2 separate regions of the Homo sapiens genome follow, and region 1 is linked to region 2. A link is an interaction called in ENCODE POLR2A ChIA-PET data of the cell type or tissue named here. Cell type or tissue: A673. All regions are shown on one strand. Each heading gives the region's core, and the rest is flanking DNA. Links, peaks and the distances in the headings are about the cores only. Region 1 overlaps LOC105377992 (a long non-coding RNA gene). Region 2 overlaps LOC105377989 (a long non-coding RNA gene).

The links. ChIA-PET counts read pairs that join two places held together with the same protein. Peaks named below come from ENCODE experiments on the same cell type or tissue, not always from the same donor. Only the 100,000 strongest peaks of a DNase experiment are listed, where the experiment ranks them.
Region 1: POLR2A ChIA-PET joins it to region 2 with 5 read pairs; 2 of 35 experiments call an interaction of 5 or more read pairs at or near these places.

Annotation. Positions count from the first base shown.
Region 1 is chr6:126,683,452-126,700,091 of GRCh38, forward strand. LOC105377992 (a long non-coding RNA gene) reads left to right here. Exons shown (of 5, transcript XR_001743836.2): 2 at 9,546-9,582. LOC105377993 (a long non-coding RNA gene) reads right to left here. Exons shown (of 3, transcript XR_001743837.2): 3 at 9,160-9,759. It also overlaps the pseudogene RPS4XP9. Among named protein-coding and RNA genes, the nearest start is that of MIR588, 210 kb to the left of the region's middle. In A673, for the core only: no CTCF peak of the experiment used is centred there; no DNase peak of the experiment used is centred there.
Region 2 is chr6:126,898,607-126,915,246 of GRCh38, forward strand. LOC105377989 (a long non-coding RNA gene) reads right to left here. Exons shown (of 14, transcript XR_002956387.2): 9 at 12,345-12,412. Among named protein-coding and RNA genes, the nearest start is that of RSPO3, 210 kb to the right of the region's middle. In A673, for the core only: no CTCF peak of the experiment used is centred there; a DNase peak (open chromatin) is centred at 7,505.

The DNA of each region.
Region 1 (16,640 bases), core at 8,311-10,810, 210 kb before region 2:
ATGATGCTTGTACCATCTGCTACCCTGATCCCCTCATCAAGGTTAATGAAACCGTTCAGATTGACTCGGAGACTGGCAAGATACTGATTTCATCAAGCTTGATGCTGGTAACCAGCATATGGTGACTGGAGGTGCTAACTTGGGAATAATTTGTGTGATCACCAACAGAGAGAGGCACCCTGGATATTTTGCCATGGTTCACGTGAAAGACGCCAACGGCAACAGCATTGCCACCTGGCTTTCCAACATTTTTTGTTATTGGCAAGGGCAACAAACCATGGCACAAACCATGGCAACAAGCCAAGGGCAACAAACCTTCCCCGAGGAAAGGGTGTCCACCTCACCTTTGCTAAAGACGGAGACAAGAGACTGGTGGCTAAACAGAACAGTGTGTAAAATGGTCTCTGGGTGACATGTTACATCTTTGTACATAATTTAAAATAATTCAGCATGATTAAAAAAATACTTGTGTACGGTGAAAAGTAGGGGTCCAGCTTCAGTCTTCAGCATATGACTAGCCAGTTATCCCAGCACCATTTATTGGATAGGGCATACTTTCCCCATTGCTCGTTTTTGTCAGCCTTGTTGAAGATCAGATGGTTGTAAAATAACCCCATTTAAAAATGAGAGAAAGGGACAAACAGCTATTCTCAAAAAAAGACATATAAGCAGCCAACAAATATGAAAAAATGCTCATCACCACCAATCATTAGAGAAATGCAAATCAAAACTACAATGAGATATCATCTCACATCAGTCAGAATGGCTATTACTAAAAAGTCAAAAAACAACAGATGCTGGTGAGCTGTGGAAGAAAGAGAATGCTTATACACTATTGGCGGGAATGTGAATTGGTCCAGCCACCATAGAAAGCAGTCTGGAGATTACTCAAAGACCTTAACACAGAACTACCATTAGACCCAGAAATCCCATTACTGGGTATATACCCAAGGGAAAATAAATCATTCTGCCCCAAAGACACAAGCATTTGTATGTTCATTGCCAGGCTATTCACAATAGCAAAGACATGGAATCAACACAGGTGCCCATCAATGGTAGATTAATTTAAAAAAAAAATGTGGTACGTATACACCATGGAATACTACGCAGCCATTAAAAGAATAAAGTCATGTCCTTTGCAGCAACATAGATGCGGTTGCAAGACATAATCCTAAGTGAATTAATGCAGGAACAGAAATATCACATGTTCTCACTTGTATTTAGGAGCTAAACATTAAGCACACATTGACATAAATATGGGATCAATAGACACTGTGGACTACTAGAAGGGGGAGGGAGGGAAGAGGGCGTGGGATGAAAAACTACCTATTGGGTACTATGCTTACTACCTGGGTGATGGGATCTTTACGCCAAACCTCAGCATTATGCAATATCCCCATGTAACAAACCTGCATATATACCCCCTGTATCTAAAATAAAAGCTGAAATTTAAAATAAAATATTAAAAAATGAAACTAGAAATCAGGCATTTGAAATTAAATTATGACTCTCTTCACAAATTGGATCTTCATCCTATATATTTAATGATTTTTTTACTTATATTTTCTCTTTTTTTCTTTCTAGAGTAACTAATAATCTGATGGTTGACATCTGAATTGATTTTTCTGAATATTTTATCATTTTTATTCTATTCCAATTACATTGTTTTGTTTCCTGAAATATTTACTTGGTTTTATTTTTTAACATTTCTGCTAAAATTTCAAATTATAATTGTCTATCATATTTGCAATTTCATCATTTTCCTCTTTCTTAGATGTTTATAGATGTATTATATTACCTTGTTACTCCCTAAGGCTGATTTATATACTTTTTTGTTTGTTAAAGTTCTTTTTTCTGCATTAGTTCTGGTTCTACTAGGTTTTAATTTTCAGTTTGTCTCTCTCTTTCACGTTATAGATCTTTTTTCTTTCTTTGTTTTTCTTTCATTCTTTCTCTCTCTCTCTCCCTTCCTTTCCCTTCCCTTCCCCTCCCTTCCCCTCCCTTCCCCTCTTCTACTACTCCCCTCCCCTCCCCTCCCCTCCCTTCCCCTCCCTTCCCCTCCCTTCCCCTCCCTTCCCCTCCCTTTCTACTACTGCAACTGGTGCTTTCTTGAAAGTGCCACATCCTGGCTAGAGGCTGACCAACTCAGACCATTAGAGCAACTCAAGACAGAATAACACTGCTCCCAGGAAGAAGAAAACAATAGCTAATTCCACTGCCTGCAACATCCTGGCTAACTGAAGGTCCTGAGTCTATCCATGTGATAACTTCACTGCTAGCATAACCAGCATTCAAGAAAGACAGCACACTAAACATATCTACAACCAAGGACTCTCAAAGAGTCTACTTCACTCCCCTGCCACCTCCACCAGAGTAGGTGCTGGTATCCATGGCTGGAAGACCTGAAGACGAATCACATCACAGGACTCTTTGCAGATACTCCTCAGCACCAGAGCCTGGTAGCCCCACTGGGTGGCTAGGCCCAGAAGAGCAATAGCAATCACTGCAGTCTCTCTCTCAGCCTCTTCCCTAGGGGAAGGTGAAGAGCACCACATCAAGGGATCAACCCATGGGACAAAAGAATCTGGACAGCAGGCCTTGAGTTCCAGATCTTTCCAATGAAATAGCCTACCCAAATGAGAAGAAACTAGAAAAGTAATTCTGTTAACATGACAACATGGGGTTCTATAACACACCAAAAAAAAAAAAAATCATAGTAGCTTTCCAGCAATGGAGCCAAACCAAGAAGAAATATCTGAATTGCCAGAAAAAGAATTTAGAAACTTGACTATTAAGCTACTCAAGGAGATACCAGAGAAATGTGAAAAACAACTTAAAGAAATTAAAACAATACAGTATTTGGATGAAAAATTCTCCAGAGAAATAGATATCATAAAGAAAAAACAGTCACAACTTCTGGAAATGAAAGACACACTTAGAGAAATACAAAATGCAGTGGAAAGTTTCAACAATAGACTAGAACAAGTAGAAGAAAGAACTTCAGAGCTCAAAGACACGGCTTTGGAATTAATCTAGTCAGACAAAGACAATGAAAAAAGAATTTTTTAAAAATGAGCAAAACCTCTAAGAAATTTGGGATTGTGTTAAATGGCCAAACATAAGAATGATTGGTGTTCCTGAGAAAGAAGAGAAATCTAAAAGTTTTGAAAACTTATTTGAGGAAATAATTGAGGAAAACTTCCCTGGCCTTGCCAGAGATCTAGACATCCAAATATAAGAAGCTTTTAGAACATCTGGGAAATTCATCACAAAAAGATCATCACCTAGGCACATAGTCATCAGGTTATCTAAAGTCAAGACGAATGAAAGAATCTTAAAAGCTATGAGACAAAAGCATCAGGTAACCTATATAGTTATCTAAAGTCAAGACCAAAGAAAGAATCTTAAGAACTATGAGACAAAAGTGTCAGGTAACCCATATGTTAATCTAACTTATTAGATTAAAGGACATTTTTCAGCAGAAATCTCACAGATCAGAAGGGATTAGGGTCCTATCTTTAGCTGCCTTAAACAAAATAATTGTCAGGCAAGAAATTTGAATCCAGCAATCCTAAGGTTCATAAATGAAGGAGAGATAAATTATTTTTCAGACAAATGCTGACAGAATTTACCACTTCCAAGCCAGCACTACAAGAAATGCTATAGGAGTTCTAAATCTTGAAACAAAACCTCGAAGTACACCAAAATAAAACCTTCTTAAAGCATAAATCTCACAGGGAAAGCAATAACTGACAATGGGGGGAAAAAACAAGGTATTCAAGCAACAACTAGCATGATGCATATAACAGTGCTTCACATCTTAATACTAATGAACGTAAATGGCCTAAATGTTCCACTTAAAAGATACAGAATGGCAGGATCGATAAAAATCCACCAACCAAGTATCTGCTGTATTCAAGAGACTCACCTAATACATAAGGACTCACATCAACTTAAGGTAAAGGAGTGGGAAAAGATATTCCATGCAAATGGAAACCAAAAGTGAGCAGGAGTAGCTCTTCTTATATCAGACAAAACAGACTTTAAAGAAACAACAGAAAAAAAAAGACAAAGAGCGATTTTATATAATGATAAAAGGATTGGTCCAACAGGAAAATATCACAATCCTAAATATATATATGCATCTGACACTGGAGCTCCCAAATTTATAAAAAACTATTACTACATGCTGATGAGATAGCAACAAAATAATAGTAGGGAACTTCAATATACCCTGGAACAGATGGACTTAACAGATATTTACAGAACATTCTACCCAACAACTGCAGAATATATATTCTTCTCATCAGCACATGGAACATTCTCCAAGATAGACCATATAATAGGCCACAAAACAAGTCTCAATAAATTTCAAAAAAATTGAAATTGTATCCTGTATCCTCTCAGACCACAGTGGAATAAAACTGAAAATCAACTCCAAAAGGAACCCTCAAAACTATAAAAATACACAAAATTAAATAATATTTTCTTGAATGATCTTTGAGTCAATGATGAAATCCAGATTGAAATTAAAAAATTATTTGAACTGAATGATAATAGTGACACAACCTAACAAAACCTCTGGGATACAGTGAAAGCAGTGCTAAGAGGAAAGTTCACAATATTAAATGCCTACATCAAAAAATATGAAAGAGCACAAATAGACAATCTAAGGTCACACCTCAAGGAACTAGAGAAACAAGACCAAACCTAAACCCAGCAGAAGAAAAGAAATTACAAAGATCAGAGCAGAACTAAATGAAAGTAAAACAACAACAACAAAAAATACAAAGGGTAAATGAAACAAAAGCTGGGTCTTTGAAAATATAAACAAAATTGATAGACCATTAGTAAGATTAATTTAAAAAAGAAGAGGAACAATCCAAATAAGCTCAATTAGAAATGAAATGGGAGATATTGCAACCAATACCACAGAAATACAAAAGATAATTCAAGGCTACTATGAACATCTTTATATGCACAAAAGAAAATCTAGAGGTGATAGATAAATTCCTGGAAATATACAACCCTCATAGATTAAATTAGGAAGAAATAGAAACTGTGAACATACCTATTACAAGTAGCCAGGTTAAAACAGTAACTAAAAAATTGCCGGCTGGGCGTGGTGGCTCATGCCCGTAATTCTAGCACTTTGGGAGGCCAAGGTGGGTGGATCATGAGGTCAAGAGTTTGAGACCAGCCTGGCCAACATGGTGTAACCTGTCTCTACTAAAAATACAAAAATTAGCTGGGCATGGTGGTGGGCACCCATAGTCCCAGGTACTAGGGAGGCTGAAGCAAGAGAATCACTTGAACCCAGGAGGCAGAGGTTGCAGTGAGCCGAGATCACACTATTGCACTCCAGCCTGGGTGACAAGAGCAAAACTCTGTCTCAAAAAAAAAAAAAAAAATGCCAATAACAAAAAAAGTCCAGGACCTGATGGATTCACAGCTGAATTCTATTAGATATTCAAAGAATAATTGATACCAATCAATTATTACTGAAATTATTCCAAAAGATAGAGAAAAAGAAAATCCTCCCTAAATCATTCTATGAAGCTAATATCACTGCAATACCAAAACCAAGAAAGGACCTAACAAAATAAGAAAACTGCAATTCAATATCCCTGATGAACATAGATGTAAAAATCCTCAACAAAATACTAGCTAGCCAAATCCAACAGCATATTGAAAAAATTATGCACCATGATTAAGTGGGTTTCATACTAGGGATACAGGGGTTGTTTAACATACACAAGTCAATAAATGTGATACATCACATACTCAGAATTAAAAACAAAAATCATAAAATCATCTCAACAGACACACAAAAAAAGCATTTGACAAAATCCAGCATCCCATTATGATTAAAACCCTCAGCAAAGTTGACATAGAAGGGACATATCTCAAAGTAATAAGAGCCATCTATGACAAACCCACAGCCAACGTTATACTGAACATGGAAAAGTTGAAAACATTCCCCCTTAGAACTGGAAAAAGACAAGGATGTCCACTTTCACGACTGCTATTCAACATACTACTGGAAGTCCTAGCCAGAGCAATCAGACAAAGGAAAACAATAAAGGGCATCCAAATTGGTAAAGAGGAAGTCGAACTGTTGCTATTCATTGATTATATGATTGTATGCCTAGAAAACCCTAAAGAATCATTGAAAAAGCTCCTAGATCTGATGAATGAGTTCAGTAAAGTTTCAGGATACAAAATCAATGTACACAAATTAGCAGCACTGTTATACACCAACAATGACGAAGCTGAGAATCAAATCAAGAACTCAATCTCTTTTACAACAGTACAAAAAATAAAATACTTAGGAACATACCTAACCAAGAAGTTGAAAGAGCTGGATAAGGAAAACTACAAAACACTGCTGAAAGAAATCATGGATGATATGCTAAGTAACCAAAAAAATGTGGTGCACAAAAAGAAAACCTAAATGGTCAATAAACACTAAAAAAAATCTGCCTTGCTAGAAATCAAGCAAATGAACATTAAAACCATAATGAATGATTAGTTTACTCACATGAGACTGCAGTTCTGAAAATGCCAAGTGATGGTGAAAATGTGGAGAAAATAAGAACTCGTATCCTTACTGGTGGAAGGTCAAAGTGATGTAACATCTTTGAAAAGCAATTTGGTGATACTTGCATATGTATTCTCTAAAACTCAGACATTCTAATCTTAGATATACACCTTGAGAGACTTTAACATAGATTACAAACAGATATGTTCAAGAATGTTAATTGCAGCATAGTTTGTAATAATGAAAATAAAAATAACCTAAAACCATCAAAAAGAAAATAATTATGTTGCAATCATTGAACAGAATCTTATAATAACGAAAATGAATTAACATAGTGACTGAATTTATCATCAAAGTATTAAGATAAAAACCTAGCTATTGAAGAATTCAGATGGTGTAATACCATTTATAATAAAGGTTATGAATAGAAGAAGTGGCATGCCTGATAGCCTGAGGAGCTCAGCAGTGCATTCCCCAGAGAATCTGGTGAAAATTATGAAAAAGTAAAATCAACACTTTATAACTTCTTAAAATGGTCCTACAAATGAAGAAACATCTATGCAAGAAATCTCAAAAGTGATGTAAGAAAAGTAGAAATCTGTTGTACTTGAAGATTGTTCCTTCCCTTCCGTACCCACGCTCAGAGAAATAGAAACTGCACTGTAGACAGGTGGAGACAAGAATACAGGTCTCTCTCCTTCCAGTTCCCAATTAGAGGACTTTCCTTCTTGGAGGGAAAGACATCGGTATATTTCATCTTGCCCGCAACTATCTGCTATTGAGGCTAAATTTCAGGTCAGTGAAGCCAAGATGTGCAGTGTAGTGCAGTAGAGTACATAATACTTGATAATGATACTAAATGACTATGTCATTTGTTTATATATTTCCTATAATATACTTCTTATCATTATCTTAGAGTGCACCCTTTCTACTTAACATACATCAAAGGCAAAGAGAAAACCTTGAAAGCAGCAAGCAAAAATGGCTTACTACTTATTAATAAAAGCAAATTCTAATAAGATTAACAGTTTGACTTTTCATCACAAAAAAATGGAGGATAGAGGACAATGGGATAATATATTGAAAATGTACAAAGAAGAAACTATCAATCAAGAATTCTATACTCAGCAAAGCTATCTTTCAAAAATTAAACTAAATCAAGACATTTCCAGATAAAGAAAAACTGAGACAATTTGTTCCTAGCCAACTTGTCTTACAAGACATACTAAAGAAAGTTCTTCAGGCTGAAAGTAAGTGACCCTACAGGATAATTGCAATCCACACAAAAAGAAAGAACACCAGTAAAAGTAATTATGTAATTATAGAAGACAGGATAAAGGCAAATGCACAATATCTTAACTGATTTAAAAGTGATTGTGTAAAATAATATGTATATAACGTATTGCTAGTCCTATAGAACATAGAAATGCAGTATGTTTCTGCACAGAGGAGGTGGGTAGGATTAAATCTGTATTAGAATTAACAATGTATTATTGAATTTGTAACATGAATCAATATACAATATTAATAGATGTAATAATAATACCACAAAAGAAGGGGAGAAAATAGTGTTGTATGGGAGTAATATATTTCTATGTCTCTCTGGGATCAAGCTGAGATCAATATGTACTGGGATCAAGTACATATTGGAAGCTGATTCTGTAAATTAAGATATACATGGTAAGCCCTAGAGTAACCCCTAAAAACAACAACAACAACAACAACAAACCTCAAAAAACATAGTGAGATAAATAATTTAAATTCTTCATTAGGAAATATTTACTTAATGCAGAAGAAAGCAGTAAGGGAGGAATAGAAGAACAGAAAAATACATGAGACACAGTAAACCAAAAGTAAAAATGACAGCTATAAATCCAACTATATCAAACATAACATTAAATGTGAATGGATTAAGAAATCTGATCAAAATGCAGAGATTGTCAGATGGATTAAAATAAAACAATAAGATCCAACTATACACTGTCTATAGGACACACATGTTAGACGTGAATGTTTATAGAAGAATTATTCACAACAGCCAAGTTGTAGAAACAACCCGAACACTCATTGACTGACTAAATGGGTAGGCAAAATGTGCTATGCAGATGTAATGTTCAGCATAAGATGGAATAAAGTACTGATCTGTGCTGCAACATGGATAAGACTTAAAGACATTGTGCTAAGTGAAAGAAGCCAGTCACAAAACACTACATACTCTATGTTCATTTACATGAAATATCCAGAATAACAAAATCTATAAAAATGGAAAGTAAATTGGTGGTTGCTTAGGAAAGAGGGTTGGATGGAGAGATAAAGGGAAGGTAATGTAGACAGCAGATTTTCCTTAGGATGTGATGGACACATTCTAAAATTGACCATGCTGATGGCTGTGCATATCTGTGAATATAGTAAAAAAAAAAAAAAGAAACATTGAATTGTACACTTTAGTGAATTGTATATAAATCATATCTTAATTAAGCTATTAAAATTTTTTTAAAGGAATAGAGGGCCATATAGAGAAGTGAATGAGCTAAAATTGGGAAATTCAAAAAGAGCACACCACTCAGCCACAATTCACAATACTATTTTAGCCAAAACTAAGAAATCTTTAGTACTTGTTTTGTGAGAAGTAACAATAATTAATATCAGAACTCCATTGTATAAAATAACAATCCATTTTGTGCCTTTCTATTTAAGTTTAAAGTTACAGATTTTTTAAAGAAATGCACTTAAAGGCACAAAGACAATACATAATACCTCACAGGCATATTTACATATGGAATATAAATAGAAAAACATTACTGGTCCAAGTTAATGCTGGGGAGGAATTTTCTTCCTTGGGCTTTATGTTTTTAAGTCTAAGGACCTCCAGAGGTCAACTGCTTGCTTTTCTCTCCCCACCCACTCATTTCTCCTAAAGGGAACAGGAGTTCATTATCTGATTGATTTGAGAAGAAAGAGTTTTCCTTTGTCTGCTTAGCCTCTCCCTTTGTTTTCTTTGCAGGTCTCAGAAAGAATGCCCATGTGCTGTCCTTCACATGGTAAGTTTGGTGGAGCATGTTCTGTTGTCAGAAGTTCAAATCAGGGGAGAGCTAGCAAGCCAACTGGCAAGGTGCAAGGCAGGTCACTTTTTCATCTGCTGTCTAACTTCTTTGTCTTCCACTTGGTTCTCAACTCAGCTGGGGAAGAGGAGGTTTCTTCCTGGGCCCCTTCAGAACCTGGTAGTTAAAAAAAAAGTTACCTGCTATTCAGCAACATGAGCCTGATAGTTTAGTATCTGCAGAGGGTTAGAATTTTTTCCACATTCCATCACATTAACACCAGAAGGACATGAGATCACCTTCTTTATTAAAACTAACAAAGAAATGGACAAAACCAGCATTCACCTCTACGTAAAGGAAATAAGAGATAACATGATCAGGGCAAAGTCTTCAATTCTGTTTGTAATGTTTACTTGATTAAGCTCAATGTTGCATAAGTTAATGTTGATTATGTTATTCCTAATATATTTTCACTTGTCTGACATATGGTTTAACAGGTTTTTTAAAAAGATGAGGTGTAACTGAACTTTTAATATGGAATGCTGTTACAGAAGGGGAAAATTGGAGAAGGACTTTAAATTTTTTAAAGCTCAACATTTCTGCTCCCAAGATTTTCTGAAAGGAAGATTTCTGAATCTATATTATAGCAAACCGCCATTTGCAAATGCTTGAAAAGTGGTCTACGTCTATGTAAACATTTACAGAAACAATCGAGCAGAAAAGAGCTTTGAACCCACGTGGTGACAGTGCTCTAGCTTTATGCATTGAAACCAAACCAAAAACCTCTGTATTTATTCTACTTGAGGTTTCATATATTGTCACACATCACAAATTAGAAAACTCTTTAAAATAATTCCCAGTTGGTATGTTTAAGATTATTTTTCCATTGTGCAAAAGCTTGCAGGGGGTATTTGTGTGTATTTGCTTTAAAACAAGTAGAATTATCCAACCACAAGAGATGGGGAGAAGCCATGAAACCATGCACTGCTGCCAATACATTGTCTAAGGCAGTACTTCTCAGACTGCCTTTGTTGAATGCAGTTATTAAACCTTTAAACCTTTTTACATTTTTCATTTTATTTTTTATCTTTTTAATTAATAATTTTACTTTATAAAAATATAACTTAGTTACCAAATAATCAAATTAAACTGTACAGGCACAAGCCCAAATCTATCTTCATTATTTTCAATGGACACAAAATTATTTTATCAAATTTTATAAACATTTCTCACTGCTTACTCTCAAGTTCTGTGCTTATCTTATTATGAACAGGTAAAAACTGTTTTTGGGCCAGCACTGGTCTACTGACCACACCTAAAGAATGATTGATCTAAGGAATTCTTTAGTTTACTATTTTTCTACATTCAGCTTTATCTTTATGGTAATACACAAATATGCCTTGTATTATCAGTGTAATTTTGTTGTTGCATTGCTATAACAAAATGACTGAGACTGGGTAATTTACAGAAAAAAGAGGTTTAATTGGCTCACAGTTCTGCAGACAGTACAAGAAGTGTGATGCCAGCATTTGCTTCCAGTGAGGACCTCAAGGAGCTTATAATCATGGCTAAAGACGAAGGGGGAGCAGGCATCTCACATGGCGGGAACAGGAGCAAGAGAGAGAGTGGAGGGGAGAGGGGCCACAGATTTTTTAACGACCAGATTTCATGAGAATTCACTCTCATGCTCACTCACTATCCAATAGAATAGCACCAAGCCAAAAGAAACCTGTCCCCATGACCTAAGCACCTCCAACCAGGCCCCACCTCCAACGCTGGGGATTACAATTCAACATGAGATTTTTGGGGACATATATCCAAACTATTAATATATCATGCCTACCCTTGTGTTTAACCTGCTTTGAGCTTCATTTTTTTTCCTTTAAAACATTTCAGCATGGGTTTCTTTTTCCCAGTTTTATGTTATGCCCTGAATCTTTTTTTCCTCTCTTGTCTTAATACATAGCCTTCCACATCAGATTTTATGAGAAAATGGCATTTCTTTCCTTTCCTTCTCTTGATGGATGATTGAGCATCCCTGAGATCAGACTGATTTAATAGCAATATTCAAAGGTGATATCATGGTCACTCTATTCTTCTCTCTCTTCTTTGTCTTTCCTCCATCCTTTCCTTTCTCCCGTCCTTTCTCTTCCTCATCAAATTGTAGCTGAGTGTCTACTTTATACCAGGAAGTAGGGATCCTCTGAAAAGTAAAGCCACTGTCCTTATAGGACTCAATGTCTACTAGGAAAGTACTCATCAAACACATAATTACCAAGAAGAGGGATACATTTTACAAAGGAGAAATAGTAGCTACTTCGACAGGGTTAACATGCATGGTGAGACCTGCTAACCTACCTAATTCTAGAGGACAAGGTTACAGCATTTTTTTAAAGAAACAAATTATATTTGGTATGTACTGTCTTTAAAATGAAAATGTATCTTTTCAAAATGGTATTGTTAATTTTTAAAGTCTGAAATAAATGATTTATTAAAAGTAATTTCATTTGGTTGAATTTAAGGAGCTGAAAACAGTAATCTAATTATCAAAAAAGATCTCTTGGCCCAAATGATTTTAAAAACCAGATTATAGACTGGATTTAAATTAAAAGTACCCCTACCCTTCTTGATCATTTCAATGATTATACTGTCAACATTTACTATTTTTTGGCTTCATTCATCAATTTAGCTTTCTAGTCTGAAATTTTTGGCAGTTCTTTCTTTAAAATCATTCTCTAATTGACAAATATATAAGCTCTAAACTTTTACTCATATATGATGATAGGAAAAACAAGGGTGACTGTATCCATATATAAAGAAAGTATCTTGTATTATTAGCTAATTATTCTTACATGAACTATTTCATAAATGTGGCCCATTTTCAATTTCTATAAAATTATTCCTGTGCTTTCTTTCTGAATAAGTAGTAAAATGTCAAAAAAAAAAAAGGTTATTATTATAGACTAAATGTTTGTGTTTCCCACAAATTCATATGTTGAAGCCCTAACCCCAAGTGTGGTAGTGTTAGGAGGTATGGCCTTGGGGGAAGTAATCAGGCTTAGATGATGTTGTGAGCGTAAAGTCCCCATGATGAGATTAGTGCCTTTATAGGAAGAGGAAGAAACCCACCAGAACTTCCTGTTTCCACAATGTGTGGACACAGCAAGAAGACAGCCTTCTGCAAGCCAGGAAGAGAGCTCTCACCAGGAACTAAAGTGGCCAGCACCTTGATTTTGGAATTCCCAGCCTCTAGAACTATGAAAAATAAAATTTTGTCATTTAAGTCACCTAGTCCATGATATTTTGTTACAGTACCCCAAGTTGACTGAGACAGTGATTGATAGGAAGAGAAGAATATTATCTGTATCTACTGTAATATTACTTATTACATAGGAAGAGTCCTCAGATGAAATACCAAAAAGAGCTTATTTCTTCTGTATTATAAGATCAGCTTGTATTTATTTTAAGATATTGTATCATTAGCTCTTATACAAACAAGATGTGTTAAAAATGGCAGAAATATATGAAACACTCATATTGGCAATAAGGATCTAGATTTTAGAGTTAAATGGTTTAAATCAATTTATATACTACAATACAGATGTGTTATATTATTTAATAGTTCTATTCTCACTATATCCACTTTTCTTATCCTTGAGATTTCACATCTTACTCTCACCTCTCCCTCATGTGTCTCATATGGTTTCCTTTTTCAATTTTTTCATCCATCTCTCTTGTCTCTTTTTTCTCAAGTGTATAACCTGTGACAAATACAGATATATTTTTTAATTTTTTGAGCTACATCACCTTAAGCCTATCTGCAGAGCTAGTGAGATCCCTATGCTCACAACTTTGGTTGACATAGTCAGCTGGGTCTACAAATACTAAAAAGCACCACTCCAGGCCTTGCTCCACATTTCTACAGCAGAACAAAAGGCCACACAGCTATGTATTCCACAGAGGAGTGGGGTTGGCTCTACTAGGAACAGTACATCAGAGTCTATACAAATCATAGCTTAAAGGAGATGCAATTATACAGAGCCCCCAAAGAATCGAGACCAGAGCAATCATGATGCCATGGTTACGCAACTCCATAGGCACATCTGGCAAGCAATTGCAGTCCATGAACCCTGTAAAATTGTAAATGTGGCCTGTTGAGCATAAGGGCTCTTTATATCTGACATTATATTGACCAGGCTATTGCTATCCCTTCTAGAGAGGCCCTTCACCCTCCTCTGTAAACAGAGAAGGAAGTCAGAGACTTGCTCTTGCATGCAGGCAGTTGGCAGCTCACCCTGAACTTGCTTTAGCCAGAGCACGCTCAGGCGTCATGGTCAGTGGATATCTTGAAGCTTCAAAGGTGAGTCCACTGCTCAAAGGGAGACATTTCAATGACCCAGGATTCCTGGCAGATTTTATTTCAGTTGCTGGATGGTTGTCAGAAAAACTAAAAAGCCCTCCAGCTGCCTGGAGTGTCTGTGAAATGCATGCAGTGGGTCTCCCAGACAAAGCTTTAGAAAGCTGCTAGCACCACAGATCCAACCCAGACTCTGCATCTTGATTTCACTAGAACAGATGTTATCTGCAAGCAATTAACATACTTGTCATCGCCAGTGAAACAGATACAGAATTCTTCAGGTTGATTTTTTTAAATGTACCCTAAAGAAAAGTGTTTGTGCACAAAGAAAATTTTCTCATTAGTATTAAAATAATATTCAGTAAAGAAGTTGCATGTGTCAATTTTTTAGTTTTTTTTCAATTTTGGGGAAAAGATACTATAAAAACTTTTAGAGTAAATGTCACCAGCAACATAAATATTAGTGTTAGCTCCCTTTCAGTTAAAGCAGTATCTATTTGTGATTATTGTGTATTTTCATATAATGACTGACAGAATTTGCTATTTGATATATTTTAAATGTTACAAATGACTTGATTGTACAGGTTTTTATATAAAATAATGATATCTTATTTATAGTAGTTATACAAATATCAAGTAATAGCATATTGATTAAATATGTCCCTTAAGATTAGTACAAGTGAAAAGTTTGGTAAAATTCAATATGTAAATATCGTAGATTATAATAACTAAACAGCGAAGTTTTAAGCTCTTAAGCTGTTCAAACAAAAGTATCCAACTAACATAATACCTTTATATTATATCGCTATACTTGTGACATAAAATTATTTTCTTATAAGCTAACTCTTATAACATGAATGTTCTGAATTATTTGTCCTCATTACATTCATGGTTTTTACTTAACATTCATACCTTCACACTTATTTTAATTAGTGAAAACTGAAAGTTCTGGTTTCTACCATTTCAACTTCGATACAAACATTTCTACAGAGGTTAAATAAGTTTTTTTAAATTCTTCTTTTAAATTACGACAATTGGTATAATTTTAAGGCAATATTTTTGCTACAATGGCAGCTTTAACTGGTTTGAAAATACATACTTAAATCATGTGATACTATGACTAATAGATTCATTCTAAAGAGTGGTACTTGTATTTGAAGTGACATAAATATTTGTGGCTACTGGGAGGCAGAGATGGGACAATAAAAAAAGCGCTGTACAAGAGTCTAATATTCAATAACACTCTCATACATCTATAATTTACTAACTGTTGACCTTGAAAAATGACAAGTTTTTTTACCTACAAAATGACGACCTTCTTAAATGATTTATTATGAGAGTTAGTTAAGATAACTTATTTGAAAACTCTTCATAAATTATGGCACATTATACAAATGAAATAACTTTAATCATAGAATATTGCACATGGCATATACTCAGTAAAATACCCGATGTGGGGCACTGTCAACTCTACTATGTGATCCTAGCTAATGTGTCCTATTGGTTTTTGATGCTTCCTCTCTAACAGGAAGTGCTTTATCAGTGTAGCTTAAGTGCTAGATAGATTGGTGGTTAATTTCTTTACTAGCACACAGGTGCCCCAGTGTGCTCACACTCTTCTCCCAACCTTTTCTCTACGTCCTTGTATGAAGTCTTATATCATATCTTGTATCTTATCTTTTCTATGTCCTTGTATGAAGTCCTGCTCAAGTCTGTCATCAACTCAGTGTTGGTGCAAAAGCCAAATCCTTTACTTTGTAAGCTCCTTAACACTCCTTAGGTACTTTACTGCCTAAGAGAAGATTATAGTTTAACACCTTTTAACGATTTTTTAAATAAGTAATTTTCTTTTCATTTATATCAGAGTCCTCTGTGGTTTCTCACTCATCTTCATAGTCTCAGCAACTACTATACTACCCTATAATAGATAATTCTAAGTGTTTGATTATATTAATGATTTGACCTCCAAAATCAGAACCTTCATGTTGTGGGTGAGTTTTTGTCCAAGTGAGGGCAGAAGTACCAATACCCTTGTTTAATCCACTTGATTACTTCTTGACCAATTCTTTAGCAAGAAAATCAGTACTTTGAGATTGTTCTACCTATTTGTGTACTTTTTTTTTTGAATTCTATTCTTTTAAAAATATTTTCCTAACCTTTATTCTAATTGCAATGTCTGATTTCTTTGTGCATTTTTGGGTCATTTGGTAAATTTTTTTTAAAGCACTTCTACCTTCAAGGCATTGCTCTAATAAGACTGGATATTAGATACAGCAATGGACAAACCAGGGCGGATACTCTCTGCCCCTTGGAGTCTAATTCTACTGGGCCAGCCATGCAATAAGTTAAGCAAACCCACATATTAACAAAATAATTTCAGATAGTTAAACATTCAATGAAAGGAACAAAAAGGGTACTATGAGAGAGACAAGCAGCTGTAAGAGGGACTTTTAAAACAAGTCTGAAAATGACAATTTAAGGCTGAGATGTGACAGATGAGAAGCCTGTCAGGCCAAGGGAGAATTAGAAAAAAAGGTTCAAAATCCATAAGCAGACAAGAACTTGATGTATTCTAAGAGTTTTCAGGGGCCAATGTGGGTGAAGGAAAATGAGAGAAAATGAAAAAAGCATGAGATAATGCAGAAGAGATAACAACAGCAATATTATTGACTAGTGTTTATTGTGGACTTTCTATTGCCAG
Region 2 (16,640 bases), core at 6,010-8,509:
CAGGTAACAATGCTCACTCACCCACTACTCACGTTCTGTTGTGTGGCCTGGGTTCCTAACAGGCCACAGACTGGTATGGGTCCAGGGCCTGGGAGTTGAGGACCCCTGCCTTAGGGTGTCTCTTAGTATTACCATGTCCTGTGATTACAGTCAATGGAAAACTATAACAACATAACAACTGGCCCAGACTCTTCAGGAATGAAAATTTGGGTCACTCCATCAGATAAAGACCCATGACCCACTGAGGCGCTTGCTGAAGGTAAAGAAAATAGAATGGGTAGAAGAATGAGTGGTAGAAGGAGTTACAGGCACCAGCTGTGACCACATGACAAGTTATAGCAACAAGGACTGTAATTTTCATGAATATTTCCTCTTTTTTATGAATATATTTGTGTATGTATCTATATATATACATATATATAAAGCAATTATCTTCATTTTCTTTCCCTTCTAATTCTTTTATCATGTAACATGAGATGTGTTGACTTTATATTGTATTTAAGTATCATTAATTTCACATTATAGTATTTGAGTTATAGGCTATCAGGAGAAGAATAGACATCACTCAAGTACTTTACCTTCCCTCCTAGGGAAGGAGTTAGCACATTTTTTATTGTATGCAGGATAGTTGTGTCATGTCAGGCAGAATTATGACCTTGTTTTCAGAGATTAAGTATAGTTTAGGAAGATGTGTACAGGTGTCAAGTTTACAAGGCATTAGTTTGTGATTATTAACTTTATGTGTCAACTAGACTGGACTAAGAATTGCCCAGATAGCTGCCTAAACATTATTTCTAGGTATGTGCATGAGCATGTTTCTAGAAGAGATTAGCATTTGAATTAGTGGACTAGGTAAATAAATTTACCCTTACCAATGTGTGACATCATCCAATCTGTTGAGGACCTGAATAGAATAAAAAGGTAAAGGGTGGATTCACTTTCTCTGTTGGAGCTGGAACATCCATCTTCACCTGTCCTAGGACATCGGCACCCCTGGAGCCTCTGGACTCAAACTGAGTTACACAACTAGCTTTCCTTGTCCATCAGATTGCAGATGACAGACCATGAGTCCTCTGGCTTCCATAATCACATAAGCCAATTCCTGCAATATATTTCTATGTCTATATCAATATGAATATCTATCATTGCAAACACTCTCATCTGCCAAAGCTGATATATGCCACCCCTACTCAAGGAAGCAGTGTGGCTTCTACCTGCCAAATCTCATGTGAATAACCCTCATCAGCAGAGCTTAAACAGTATCCAGAGTTCTGCTGGCAAGGGATTTTGGGAAATTCAGTTTCCATGCTTCCAGACCTTATAATACAAGGAGACCAGAGGTGAATGGAATGCATGCTGTTTGCCAAAGACAGTATCCAACATGAAACCATTAAGGAAAAGAATCAGCATTATTTGAAGAATAGATAGAGTGAAAAAAGTACAAGTTATAGTAGGTCTCTGAGAATACAGAGGAAAAAAACCTTAGAAAAAGATGAGGGGATGTATAGTAGATGTGAATGGCAGAGCCTAGTGCTCCAATCTCATTCCTGAGAGGTGAGAAGCAATACTGAAGACTATAGTAGAAATAAATTGTCCTCATTTGAAAAAATATGAGGAGGTAGATTGAAATTCAATTGAAAAATTCACACTTAGATGTTCCTAGCAATGTTAGATAATTTCAAGTATTATAAAAGAAACAGGTCAATAAGCAGCTCAAGCAGATTTTTTTAAACTAATTTGCAAATGCAGAAAATTTATATGCTATAAATGAATGTAAATTTACACACAAAACTTTCTATAACTCATTATCTTGATATAAAGTCTATTGTCACTAATGGTTAAAAAATAGGTGTGTTGAAATGAGCTAATTTTAGATTTGTCTGATGTTCCTTTGGGTTATATTTTTAGGCATCTTTCTGTCAGGTGCTCTTCTCCATTCTCAAGGATTCTCTTTTCCCTCCTTTTTCCCCAGATGACATACACACAAAGAAAGTATCCATGTCCTCATGATAAGACAGAGGTCAGAGAGTGGCCTCTGAGCTGCATAGATCCTCATGTGCTACCCTGGAAAGTAAATTCCTTATTTCACCCAGTTATTGGACATGCCACACCTGTGTTTACAAAGTTACTGCTGTCTTCATTGGTTTTGGGGAGATATTGTGCAGAAATACCCCACTGAAGTCTCTGACTTTGGTATAGCCTGCTTTCAAGAGGTCCCAGCATTCTGAAGCTTCCTTTTCTGGACCTCAGGCCTTTTTTGGTTCACAGTTCTTTTTGCCCGACTGTTTTCCCAACCAGAAGTCTCCTAGATGCCAAACAAAGGCAATGGTAATCTTGAATCTAACTAAGGGCTCTCTGTCAAGATACCTCCCTCAGGTATTTTTACTATGTCACTTGGTTGACATCATTTTTCTTTTAGACAATTGCCAAACACAGAGTTTCTCTATGTTTTTCAGTTTTCTGGTCTGCTCTTCAAAAAGTGAGACACTAGGCTTTCTGCTTAGGAATTTTTTTTAACTTTCTATTTTTATTATGTACATTGCCATGCCTCTTTGAGATCTGACCATGGGGTAGGGATGAATGAAGAGGAAAGAACAAATAGAAATATCTAACAACAACTTGGTCCTTCTCAAACCTTCCTCTTTCCTATTTTCTGGAACTTTCCTACACCAAAGCAAACTTCACTCTCTATTTTGGTGCAGAGTAAAACAGTGATCAGATTTGCAAAATCTACTCTGATATCTAAAAGGAAGATTTGGAATTTATGGAATGCAATGAAGCTTACCTTTCAAAATTAGTGTGTCATTATACAGACTGTGTTTTTAATTTAAAACTCAAAGCTGAATAATCACTTTTTTTTTTACCTTTAGACCCTTCTCTACCCGTGAGCAATGATGACTGTCAGTGGCTGTGAGAGCTGTGAGAAATCTAGGAAAAAATATATGGCTTAAATATCTCAAAAATTATTCCTGTACATGCTCAAAGGAACAAAATTACAATTAGACTTGTCCTATACAAAATGGAAGAAAGTGGAACTATAAATAATATTGTGAGATAAAATATCATAATTCATGAATTCCATATGAATTCAATAGTAAAGTATGATCAACTATATAAGAGGTCAGAAAATATACAACTCATATTCTGCTCCTGAAAAACTCAAAATCACTGAGTGACAGACTAATTTACTAATTTAAATTTAAGTATGAGAAAATAGCGTTATGAAGACTTTCCTCAGTATTCTATTCCAATGAAATGCTTCAACTTAAGTATAATTGTTTTATAAACAAAATATTATTGAATTCAAATAAAATTATTCTTAAAAATATACATAACATAAAAATATAATTTAATGACAAAAAGAACTCAGGTATGTAAGCCTAGATTTTATTTTCAAGGTTATTAAGTAGTAGTGGTAGATAAAATAAAATCACTAAATTTCTTATTTTACATGATAAACAAAGTCTTTATATTGTTCTTTTCCTATTTTATACTTTTCTCTTTGTAACAAAATTATGATGTTAACATAAACTTGTGAAAACAGGTTAAATAAAATGTTGCGTGAAAAAATAGCCTATTTTATTTCATCACATCCCGAATAAACTTCTACTAACTACTAGAAGTTTCTTCTTGCCTTTATTTTCTAATTATTTTGTTTTTAAATTGTATCAGAAGAGAAAATATAGGTTCTTTTCTTGTAATTAAAAGTTAGAATTTAAAATAATTTAACATCAATATTTGTGAACTTTGTTTGTCAACTCATATGTAAAGCTTTGCTGATTAGGATAGAACAATTCAACTCTATGCTACTTCCAATAACTGCAATGACAAAGAATAAAAATAAAAAGTAGATCAAAGAGTTATCTGGCAAAAACAAAATAATAGAAAGCAGTCCTAGAGGAGTCAATGAAAAAGCCTGTGTTCAGAGGAAACTTCACAACTTTAAAGATATACATTATTAAGCAAGAATTAACAAAACAATAAAATAAAATAAGAATAAAAGAAAAAATATCTTAAAAGGAAAAATTAATGTATTAAAATCAAGAAAAAATAGAATAAATAAACCCATGAATTATTGGCAATAAAATTAAATTAGAAAGGTTTCTTAAAAATCTGATTAAGGAAAAGAAGACAAATAAATAGAATTAGAAAGAGAAAGGGTAGAGACAGCAAATAGAATAAAATGTATAAGAGATTACAATGCAAGACAATGTAATGCTAATAAATATGTAAAACTGTGAAAAGGAAGATGTTCATGAAAGACATAAACTAGCAATAAATATTTATAATGAGGTCGGGAGATCGAGACCACGGTGAAACCCCGTCTCTACTAAAAATACAAAAATTAGCCGGGCGTGGTGGTGGACGCCTGTAGTCCCAGCTACTCGGGAGGCTGAGGCAGGAGAATGGCGTGAACCCAGGAGGCAGAGCTTGCAGTGAGCCAAGATCACGCCACTGCACTCCAGCCTGGGCAACAGAGCGAGACTCCGTCTCAAAAAAAAAAAAAAAAAAAAGTATAACCTGAATTGAATAAGAACCATTGGCATAATGGAAAACTTTTCAAAAAATTACTCCAAATTCTCCAGGGACTGTTTTACTAGTGAATTGTTTGAAACTCTAAAGGAACTAGTAAATTCAGTTCTACATAATTTGTTCCAGAACATAGGGAAAAAAAACCATGGAAAGCAATCAAATCTATTACATGAATCAAGGATAATTCTGACAGCAAAATCTGACAAACATTATAAAAAAATGCTAAATACAGATCTCTCTTATAAATACAGATTCACAAATGAATCAATATTTGGAAATGTTTATGCCTGGCATTTATTAGCTACCCAATTAATGGCTTCCACATCACTAAAGAAAGCAAGGGTCTCAGAATGAATTTCCTCAGTTTCCTGACCCCACATCTACACATTTGATTCACATATGAATCTATCCTCACCTCATTTCCATTTCAGAGGGGGAAAAAAAGTCTTTTCTTTGTGCAAAAATAAAAGCTTCCAACTATGCTTTGGACCCCAACCTACAGGCAAATAAGGATCCCTGCTCTGTCAGTTACTTCTTCTTAACTTTCTCTTAAGCCTCTTTCTCTCTATTGATTATTTCCTTTCAGCTGTTGAAAAGTTATCCCTCAGTTCCACATCCTCCTCATTCATTACTTACTTAGTGACCACTTACAAAGCATCAGATGGGCTTAAGAGTCATAACCAGATAAAATACACTCCTTGCCTTCAATAATCTTTCCCTCAGAGGAAACCAGCTAAGTCATCAATTGCAGGGCAAGATGGTTAAGTGTTAAAATGTTGCTGTGCTCAGGTACCACTAGAGCTCATGAAAGAAGGATCTGGGAAGTCTTCCTCTCTAGTCAATGTCACGTCTTTATTCTTTCCTCCATTGATTATCTTCTAAAAAACGGTAGATTCCATTTGTCATCTCAATTCTTTACCTCCCATTAATCCCTCCTTCCACTGCCCTCAGAAATTCCCTGAAACTCCCTTTCCAGGGTCAAAAATAATTTTTTGTTCAAAATCCAATGATGTTTTATTCCATGTGATGTTTTCCTTCCTTGTTGCATTTGATACTATAGATCATTCCCTCCTTGAGACTTCCATAACTACAAGCACTTCTGCTTTTATTTCTTCCTCTTTGGCCATTCTTACTTATTCTTTTTAAAAGATTCCTATTCTTCCACACAGCTCTTTATTATGGTTGAACTGTGCTGTCCAGAAACACTGGCTACTTTCATTTTCTCAATCTGCACACACTCTCTCAATACACATTCTCTCTCATCAAGTTTCATGGTTCCATCCACTACCTAAATGTGGCTTCTAGTCCCTATTTACAGTCTGTACCTTCTCTTTTGGAGTCCAGATTCAAACCTACAGCTCTCTACTGAATCTCTCCAAATGAATGCCTAAATGGTTTCTCAAACACATGTCCAAAACGAACTTAGTATCTTCTCAAATCTTGCTGCTCTCTACACATTCTACCACAATGCAAAGCATCACTGTGTACTCCATTTGTCAAACTATCCTCTGTTCCCTCCCCTAGCCCGCTCCCCCATCAATCTAGGACATCAGGTCCTAGTCTCTGTACTTGTTTGGGTCTTTTTAATTTGTCACTTCTCTACCCTGACATCCTCAGGTTCAGGCCATCAGTAATTATTACTTGTATTACCACAGAAGCTGTGTACATTTTGTCCTTGCCTTTTTTCGTGCATCCTAATACACGTTTTTAAAAAATTTCCACTAGGAATATCTTTTAAAGGGCAAATCTGCTAACTAAGGTCACTCCCTATGTGTAAATTTCTTCAGTAATATTTCCAGATTTTTAGCAAATTATACAAGGCCCTCATGACATCACTCCTATGTCCCTCCTGTCTCATCTCCCTGTGGTTGATAGTTTTGTGACTATGGTTTTTATTTCTTAGCCGACAGGAGGTGTATGTTTTGACCAGAGTTTGAAAATCAATGTCTACATGCACATGAATGCCCTCAGCTAACTCCCACCTGTTCTCTTCACTCTCCTTGTGACTACGTCAATCACTTTTTTACATAAAAACTGTCATTTCTCACCTCCTCCCCCAGATTATTTACAGGTTCTGACCTCTCTTAGTAGCGAGAGACTAGTGGCCCTTTATCAGCTCGTTCTATCTCTACACCTTCAATAAACACTCTTCTTCTCTAAGTATTCTGTACTTCAGGTATGCTGAACACTCCTAACTTGTAATATACTGCAAGGCAGTTAGATGTTCTCTAAAAACTTGGAAGTGTGTTTCCAATTAAGGGTTCAAATATTAAAATCAATATAAAATGAATTAGAAAACACATACAAAATCAACATAAAACCAGAAATGTATTTCATTATTAACTTCATGGAATAATGGAATGACCTTTTGTTTTTTGTTCTTTTTAGAGACAGGGTCTTGCTCTGTCACCCAGGTTGGAGATGAGAGTGGGGAGCTATTTGGAAGAGGGGAAGCAAGAGGACATAAGTTTGGCCATAAACATTTTGTAAGGAGAGGGTGTCCTGTGGGTCAGGATGTCACTGACATAGGGACATACTCTGCATGTTATCACAATGAAAGGCTCATATGCATTCTGCATTTAAAGCAGATGCTCTTCCTCTGATCTCACAAAGCAATTTTTGATAATTCTAGTCTTCTACATGGGGACAGACTTCTCTATATAGGATGACACAAAGGTTTTGTGCAAATAAATTAGATTTATCATAGTAGATAAATAAATTAGAATTCTAGTTCCTTATATCGTGTTTTGTGAGTGAGGTTTGCTGGTCTGCATTTATCTTCCCCATTCTTTCAAGTCTGGAACACTAAAGACTGAATGATTAAGTCTGCAGGGCTGAGTATAGACTCTGAAATGTACTGAATTCACCAGGGGGAAAAAAAAACGATAAAATACTATGAAGAACTTGGATAGCCTTTCCAGGTCACACTTCCTTTGTCTCACTCTGAGCCTGTGTACACATTGTCCTCTGTCAGCAGAAATGTGATCTTCTCTGAATCTTTCCCCTCCCACGCAATCCATGGCTCAGTCGCTGTCTGGTGCACTCTCCCACCACTTTCTTATTGCCTTTTCTCCCCGTATCTTGCAATTACTTGTTTATGTGTCTGTGAGCTCCTGTGCCTAGCACATACTTGATACTCATAAATGCTCATTTAATCAACTAACTCACATCCTGGTCTTTGGGCCAATTCTTTTTCCTTTATTTTTCTTTAATTATTAGACCGAACATGAAATAAGGTGCTTTCTTGGGAACCAAGGCTGATGCTATTATCATATAAGACTTGTACAATTTGGTTGGAAGCCACATGTTTTAGAAACTTTTTACTGCATCTACTCATTTATCTTCAAATTATTTTCAGCTTCAGTTAAGCACAGCAGCCTCTATAGCATGGTTACTTAACTGTTCTTGCCATAGATCTAGATGTGACTATAATTTTTTTGTTTTGGTTTGGTTTGGTTTGTTGCTATTAATACCACTGGGCTCACCCTCATGTACGATTTTGTCTTTCAGTAAAGTAGCCATTTAATATATAATAGAGGAAGGCTTTGAGTTCTAAAAGGTCTTGACTGTGTAAAATACTCTTGTAACCTGCAGCTTATAGAATCAGGGCATGTCCTAATGGTTCAGTAGTTTAAGAGGTGTTTGAATTATTAGGTGAGGGAAGTCACTGTAACAGTTAAGCAAAATAACTAAATACATCTGAAGCCATATAATTTAATGTATTAGGAGCAGATCTTTTGAAAATTTCCAGAAAGTTATCCAATATCCTATTGACTAGCATTTTCAGACAAATTTTATAGCTCAAACCCTCAACTTAAGTGCCTATGTCGTCGACTCAGGGAGAAAGAAATGGCATAATGGTAACTCTAGCCATAGAAAAAGTGCTGTTTTTTAGTACACTATTGTTTCCCAGCAAGTATTGTAATTGAGAAGAAACTTCCCTTAAATGTGCTAAATCAATTAATTACCCCCACACACTTGCTTTAACATTCTGCACTATTGAAACAACTTCCAGATGTCACATTTGCTAATAATTCTTTCTTCATCATGTTTCAGTAAGTCTACTGTATTACTGCAGCTAGGAAGGTAGAGAGGCGCAGAGCCGTGGCCCTTTGTTATAAGAATCACTCTGCTGATGAGCTAAATCTTGGCATGGACACAAACTAATTTGCTATCTTGGGTAAATAATTTACTCATTTTCTACCTTGACGTCCTCATCTGTAAAAAATGGGAGTAGTGATTGGTGGTGCTGAGGAAGCATTAACAAAAATGGATATAAGGAATTCTATGTTTTGCAAAGAACTACACATGTGCTTAGTAGTAATCATAGTTTGATGTTCCTCATGTTCTTGCATAAGGATGACCTCATTAACTCATTTTCCCATTGAGAAAGTGTGTATGGCAACACTGTGCTCTGTTTGCTATTAAATGCAGTCTTTTATTGTTTAGAGTCAAATGCTTGTTTTATTTTAGCACATTTAAAAAAAATGTTATTCTAACATACTCAACAAATTAGATTTCTGAAGTCCACTGTTGTGAAAAACCTGAATAGCATCCTGTTTACCCTAATAGTAAGTTTTATTCATTAAATGCTATTTTACAACATGAAGAGATACATTTGGAGTTGTTTTGCTGCTTTAAATTTTTTAGAACCTTTAAAATCACATCATCATTAGTTGAACTTATTCTTAAGTTTTGGATATTCTACTAACATAAAAGCATAAGGCAAATTTGCTTTCAATAATTTTCTTCAAGCTTTGTACTTTATTAGAAATAACTCATTTATAGAAAATCTTTTATTGCATTGGTGGTGAGAATAAACACATAGTTCTCAGTGACTTTTATTATTTATTATAAAGTAATTTGGCAGGGTGTTGTGTAGGCAACTAAACGAAATAAAAGATTAATCAGAACTACCAATCTTTTTCTGATTTGCAGAGTAACAGAAAACAGCAGCCTAGCCCTGTTTTACTCCCCGAAGGTTTAGTTCAGTATGTGCCAGTGATGGAAAACATCGTCCGCCTATAAAGCAACAATTAGGGCTGGTTTCCATTGACTCAATCAGTTAAATGTAAAAATACAAAAGACCAATATAAAATAAGCTCTCTTCTGTGAGGCTTCACATGCCAGAAACGTGAACACCCTTGGATATGTGTTACTCCTGCTATTTACCAATGCTCCAGTGGAATTTTTAGGTTTAAAAGTTCATATTTCAGTTGCAGAATTGAATACAGAAGGGTAAAAGTCAGCAATTTTTTCCCTCGGTTATAGTAGAGTTTAGGGAAAAAGACATGGCTGGAAGAAAAGAGAGCTAAACTCACTTTTTTGATAAGGCTATAGTCAAAGTAAGGCTAATAGATAAATCATTGAGCTTCTTCGTATATTTGTTTTCTTATATGTGCCTTCTATTAATGGATATAAAATATTAGAGAAAGTGCAGCCTACTCAAATTTGCCAGCATTCTTGTAAAGAAGCACATTACTCAGAAATATTTTTTGAAAGAGGCCTTATTAACATATACACAGTTCTCCATATATTTTGATGACAGGGCAGCAGAAGTTATTTGTATTAATATCTATCTATGCAAAGTAGAACCTTAAAAATCAACTAGAAAGAAATGTTAGCGAACAATTTCTGGCTTGAGGAAAGATGTGAAATTAAGATGTTTTCTGCAAAAAGGCTAAGATGATTATAACAGTTCTAGGTCATGAAATGCTAGTGTACATTCACTAATAATCAAGTATTTATTATTTACATACACACATATTTTGAGTTATATAGAATGAATTTAGGTTAAATGAATGTTTGAGATATGTAGAATGAATTTAGTCTAAATATAGGAAATATCTGCCTGGCATTGAAGGTAGAGAATTGAGAGTAATCACTAACATAGTTGTCTTCAGTTACAGCAAATAATATTGCGGTGTATTAGCTACATTTCTGCTTGAGAGGAAGGGAGGTAACTGGTGATGCTTAAAGGGCTTTTTCAATTTAACTCTTCTTTAAAAGTGTACCAAGAAGCCATTATATTAATAAGATGTTGCTGTTGTTGTATCGGTCACTTTGTTAATAACCTTTCAACCAGTTTGAAGTGTTCCAAAAAAACCAAACATTTTTACAATTGCCTCAGAGGATGCGAAAAGTACTTAATTTCTATAAATGCTTCTTCTCCTAAAATTTTGCAAAAACTGATATATTATTAAATTAGCACAATTCTGCATCACTTGCTCCCTGATGACATAAGGGCCTTTGCTTCAGATTGGTAGGAATACGTATAGTTTTTGCATTTTTCTTGGTGGGTGGAATAAAATAAAAGCTTCACGTCTCTGGGTTCTCTGCCCTAGGCCTGGTGTCACGAGTATTTGTCCAGTTTTGTTCCAAAACAAGAAATTAAAAGTGAAGGAGGGGAAATTTCCATTCTGGTTAGAATGAGAGTGGAGATGAAACACAGAATGACCAGGCTTCCTGCTGAACCTCCATAATTTACCGAATAAGAGTTAACACTTCTTAATGAGCTGATGATTACCAGGCCTTTAGCCATCTGGCTCTGCTTATGTCTCTCACCTCATCTTCAGTTCCTTTTCTAGTGTTTCTACCCGCTCAGCATACCAAACTACTTTCAGTCTCCTCAATGTTACATCCTTTCACCTCAGAATCTTTTAAGTATGAATTCTTCTGCCCAGAACATGCTTTCCTCTATTCAGGCAGTAACTATCTAACTTTAACATGATTTTCTCCTAAGAATCTTGAGTTAGCTGGTTTTCTTTACTTGTATTGTCACTATACTGCCTACTGTAGACTGTTGTGTTCAAATTCTAGCTCATTGTTCTGTAATGCACTTTCATGCAATGCAGCATCTTTTTCTAGAGTGCTTTGTATCTAAGATTCTGGATAAAAATTAGATTCTGTCACTTAGATGCATCTGTGGAAGATATGGAAGAGAAAGTGAGATGGGATCATCTTTTCACACCTTTCAGCTATTTCTACTGGCTCACAAGGTGATGGAGACATAAAACTTTTCTAAGGTAGCAAGCTAGTTGCAAGGGGCAACAATGATATATTTGTATCAGACCACAGCTATGAAAAGGTGGAGTTCTTGTGTTCAATAATTACAATGGCAGCTCAAAAAAAAAAAGGCCATCAAGATAATTATTTCATATTATGTAGAGGAAAAAGTAACACCAAGTTTTTCATTATTTCCTATAGTTTCTAACAACCATGTTTATCACTATCATAGCAATCTTTTAATCAAACTCTGTAGAAACTTTATATTGCGAATTTAAGAACAGTATGTAGAAGGTAAATTGATGAAGCATAAGTTGATCCAAGGTAGAACTGTTAACCAGAGATCATCTTTGTCATTTGCATCTCTAGACAAGCCTCAATATAAGGTTATGTATGATACTTTTTACAAGCATGACTTCGACATTTGCAAAAGAAACTCTATCATTCTATCTCATATAATATTATTCAGATTCTCAACTACATAAGGAGAAATAGCAGTTAAATTTTGATATGTTTTGGCTGTGTCCCCACCCAAATCTCATCTTGAATCTTAGCTCCCACAATCTTCATGTGTCATGGAAGGAACCCTGTGGGAGGTAGCTGAATCATGGGGATGGGTTTTTCCTGGGCTGTTCTTGTGATAGTGAATAAGTCTCACAGGATCTGATGGTTTTATAAAAGGCAGTCTCTTGCCTGCCGCCATGTAAGATGTGACTTTGCTCCTCCTTCATCTTCCACCATGATTGTGAGGCCTCCCCAGCCATGGAACTGTGAGTCAATTAAACCTCTTTTTCTTGATAACTTACCTAGTCTTGGGTATGTCCTTATAGCAGCGTGAGCACAGACTATTACAAATATTGTTTTGCATTTCTATCTGTGTGGAAAATGAAAAGGAAAACACCTTATATCACCAAAACCATTTCATAACTCCCAATCACCTTAAGTACTAGACAAGGTAGTATCTTAATTTTCCCATTTTTTTCTGAGACTAAGCTCTAAAAAAACCGAACACAATTAGTCGGTGCTAATGTAAACAAATTAATAGCAGGTACTCAGAAAGTGACAGGAGAAATTAAGAGTGTGCCGTCATAAAAGGTAGAAGCAAAACAAAAGGCAAATCTACTACATAAGGGGATTGGAAATGATAACAGGTTAAGTCATTGAACAACCAACAAGGTGATTTTGGGGGTATGATGGTGGGAGCAAGCAAACAGTCTAACCCTTGAAGTCATAAGTTAACTTCAAAGCACCGTTTAAAAAGGGTGTGGCTATTATAAATTTGAAAATAGTTACACAGATTAATTTGGTTAAACATTAGGATCCATCATGCTGTGAACTCTTAAATTTCTCTAACCACTGTCCTGTTGTGCTCTTATTTTGAAGGGCTAATTTCTTCATGATCATTTAGCTCCCCACTAAAATCCAGCTTCTGCAAGATATCTCCTAAATACCTCTAGGTAAAAGGATCCTATCCCTTCTTTCCTTTAATACATTGTCATACTCTTTTTGATGTCAACATTAGTAATAGTCTGTTGTATGCTGTTACTTAACTATGACAGTCTGTAGTCCCCTGCCTCAGCGCTGATGGTAGCATTATGCATTTAGATGGTTCCCTGTGAACCTTTATTGAATGAATGAAAGACCTGGTAAGGTTTACCAGAGCAGATATAGTGAGGCACAGCCTAAAAAACAAAGCTCCATAATAAGAGTAAGAGAAATGAGTCTCAGCTGAGCCGGTAGCTGACTTAGTAACTAAGGCAGTCACTAAGGCCTTTAGGACCTTGATTTCCTCATCTGTAAAGGGATCTCTAAAGCCTCATCCAGTTTAAATGTTCTTGTAGTATCTGGATGCTATAATATACTCGAATAATGCCTACTTGAGTTGGCATCACCAGTATATAAGTACGTATAGAAATAAACAATAATGTGGTCGTTAAAGGAAACCACAGAATTATAGATTTACTTCTTTAGTTTGTACACATAGAAACAGTGCCATAAGATATTCCTTTGCATGAAACATGATTCTGAAAACAACTTTCCACTAAAAATGCTACATGAACTATAAAACTCCTTTAGCTAAAAGTGTTTCATGTACCCTAAAAAGACAGAGAAACCAAAAAGAGAAGACCATGTTAATGATATGTAAACTGATGGTAGGAAAGGATTAATGGCATGCAATCTTCTTTAATCAACATTTTGTGTCATAACATAAGGAGGTGTCATTTCACCAAAGGAAAACAGAGGTTACAATCTAATTCCTCTGTTAATGGTAGCTGGTTATGATTTTTTTGTTGTTGTAACCTGGTACCATCCCTACCGATGGTTATGATTTTTATATAAAAATTGATACATGTCCAGAAATATTTAACCAATATCACAGCCTAAGAAGTTGAATCCTTCTTAAACTTCAAAAAAATAATAAAATAATAAAAGAAAATGTGGACCGTGTGTGTCTACATGTGTGTGTGCATCTGTGTGCATGCACAAGTGTGTGTGCATGCGCACTGGTAGCAAGGACAAAATGGAGACATCTTTCTTTGACTATAATGCTGTTGATTTTGTTACATGATAACTTTTACTTTTTAAAATACATTGTTAACTTAAAGGAAAAAGTGTTGTGAGTTAACTACAAAAATTGTGGTGTGGCTTTGAACCATTGTGAAGTCTTTGGATATAAAGATGACATCTCACATTTCTTTTGGCTTATGGCACCTAGTCCAGTGCTTGGCACATGCTAGGTGTTCAATACATGTTTATTGAATTGGGTTTCCATTTGTGAGACCCATTCACTATTGATATATTATTATCAGGGCAGTAATCATATAAGCAATCACAAGACCATTAAATTGACACAAGGAGTATTAATTAGAAAGAAAATGTCAATATTCACAGACCCTATTTGGCCCTTAAATTATATGGTCCCTTCTGATTACATGGTTCTTTATAATAATTATATGGGCCTTATACTATATGGGCAGCTCTGACTGATATGCCAATGTAATCCTTTCCCCTTTCCAGGTTCTAGGATTCACCAACACCAAATTGGTTGCTATGCCATACTTTTCCTTACCCACAATGCTTAGTCATTTATGACATAGATGAGTGACTCCAATGCTGGCTCAGACAATATACCAATCAGGTTGTTCATTCCCAGATTCAATACTAATTTCCGCATCCAATACTTGTGAATATGAAAATGTAAACCATTCCCCTTTCCATTTAATTTAAACCTTTATTTTTATTAATTCCCTGAGTTACCATATCTTTTTTCTATATTCCCCCCAACAGAATCATCTCAAGTATTTATGAGCTTTAATCATCAAATAACATACTGACTCTATCATCACTCCACTCTCAAACTTTATGATCTTCAACTTTTAAGTCTATCATAACAGCAAAGATCCTCCAACTCTTTGATCAACTCCTAGAAATATCTTAGAGATATCTGCCCTAGATTTAGAAATAAGCTGTGAATAGGAGTATAATCTGGAAAATGGTATTTTTATGTTGGAATTTTGTTTAAAAGTAAAAGTGAAGGGAGGGGGGAAGACAGAGAAAGAGGAGAGAAAAGGAAAAAAGAGAAAAGAGGCAGAGAGAGAGAAGGAGTTTCTACAAATTCACTAAAGAATTTGGTCAAGCTGTAATTTCAGCCACTGTAAAAGCTGACAGATTTCTCATTGAAAGCTACCAGACACTCTTCTGTTTAACAACAACACATACCATGTGTTCAAGAGCAAAAGTATGCCATTCAGCTAGGAAGATAAAAAGCTGTTTGTCCGATTTCTTAATATGGGAAGAAATACAAATAAAGATTTTTTATCTTCCTGTTCTTTTTCTAGGACTTTTGACTGTTTAAGCTGAATAATGATAGTGATGATGATGGTTATGATGCATGAATGAAAATATTGCAAATATCTCTGCCAGTAAGAAAGAAATAAAGTTTTAAAAGCTACAAAATTTCCTACCCCAACTCAAAGATAAAACAACATTAAAAGGTAGAGATAGGTCCTTTTATGTATGCATAGATATCCACATACATTTACTTGGTCTACCATGAATTGCATGTAGTTTTTTACTCCACTGAAGCCTAGATAATGAGTCAAAGCGAATGGTACAACCAGCTGACTTAGTACATTCATTCCAACTGCTGATCAAGTCCAATAAAATCAAAACAAAAAAATTAGCCAACTGAGCTCTTTAGCTGTAATGGTTGATTGACCAAATAATACAGCCAACACTGCCAGCCAGACTAAGATCTCAGCCGCTCATTGGCCAGTTAAAGGAAGGCAGCCTCTTGTGACTGGATATGTAATGGCTCTTTCATCAGCTGCTCAGTCTATCTTGGGGTAAACCCAAAACAACTCCTGAGTTGAGAGGTTTATGCTTTTTAAAGAACCTGAAATAAAATATTATATTTTGCTTAGACTTAGACCAGTGTCAAATCTTATCACTCTTCCCACTGGCTGTCGGTCACTGTTGAGTTTTCTCTGACTGTTAACTCAACATCAACAATTCAAATTTTTCAGCTGGTTCATTGCAGCCAAAAGGATCATGTTATTAGAACATTCAAGATACAGATTAAATTGTATATCAGGGGCTGCCTGCCATCTTAGCAGTATGGAGGCATGCATTTTCAGGGCTTTAGCTGCTGCTTGTTTTTGTGCATGAACAGGAAATATTGTTTAAAAAATTGTGCTGTGAATGACAAGAGTAGAAATGAAAAAGTATCATTGAATGATTTTCTATAGTGATGAAGAATGAAATTTTTATCACTTTCAGCTTTGCTCTTACATCTGTTTCCTGGAAAGAAGGAATTCAGTGCCAGTAACAAGTATGCTAATTACAATTTGGGCCATAGCTTCAAAATCTTTAAGTAAATGCTGAATGCTTTAGTTCAGTCAGGAAATTTGCTAAGACACATTTCTTCTGACAGCTGCCAAGGAGAATGTCTGTTTTTAATACTTGAAAGATATACTATATTTGCACTTTTCAATAACTACAGTTTTACAGCTCCTATTGGAGTCTTGCTGAGCTCCTGACTACATTTTTCAGCATTGAATGTCATAAGGTAGTTCACTTAAAATAGGTTTTATTATTATTAT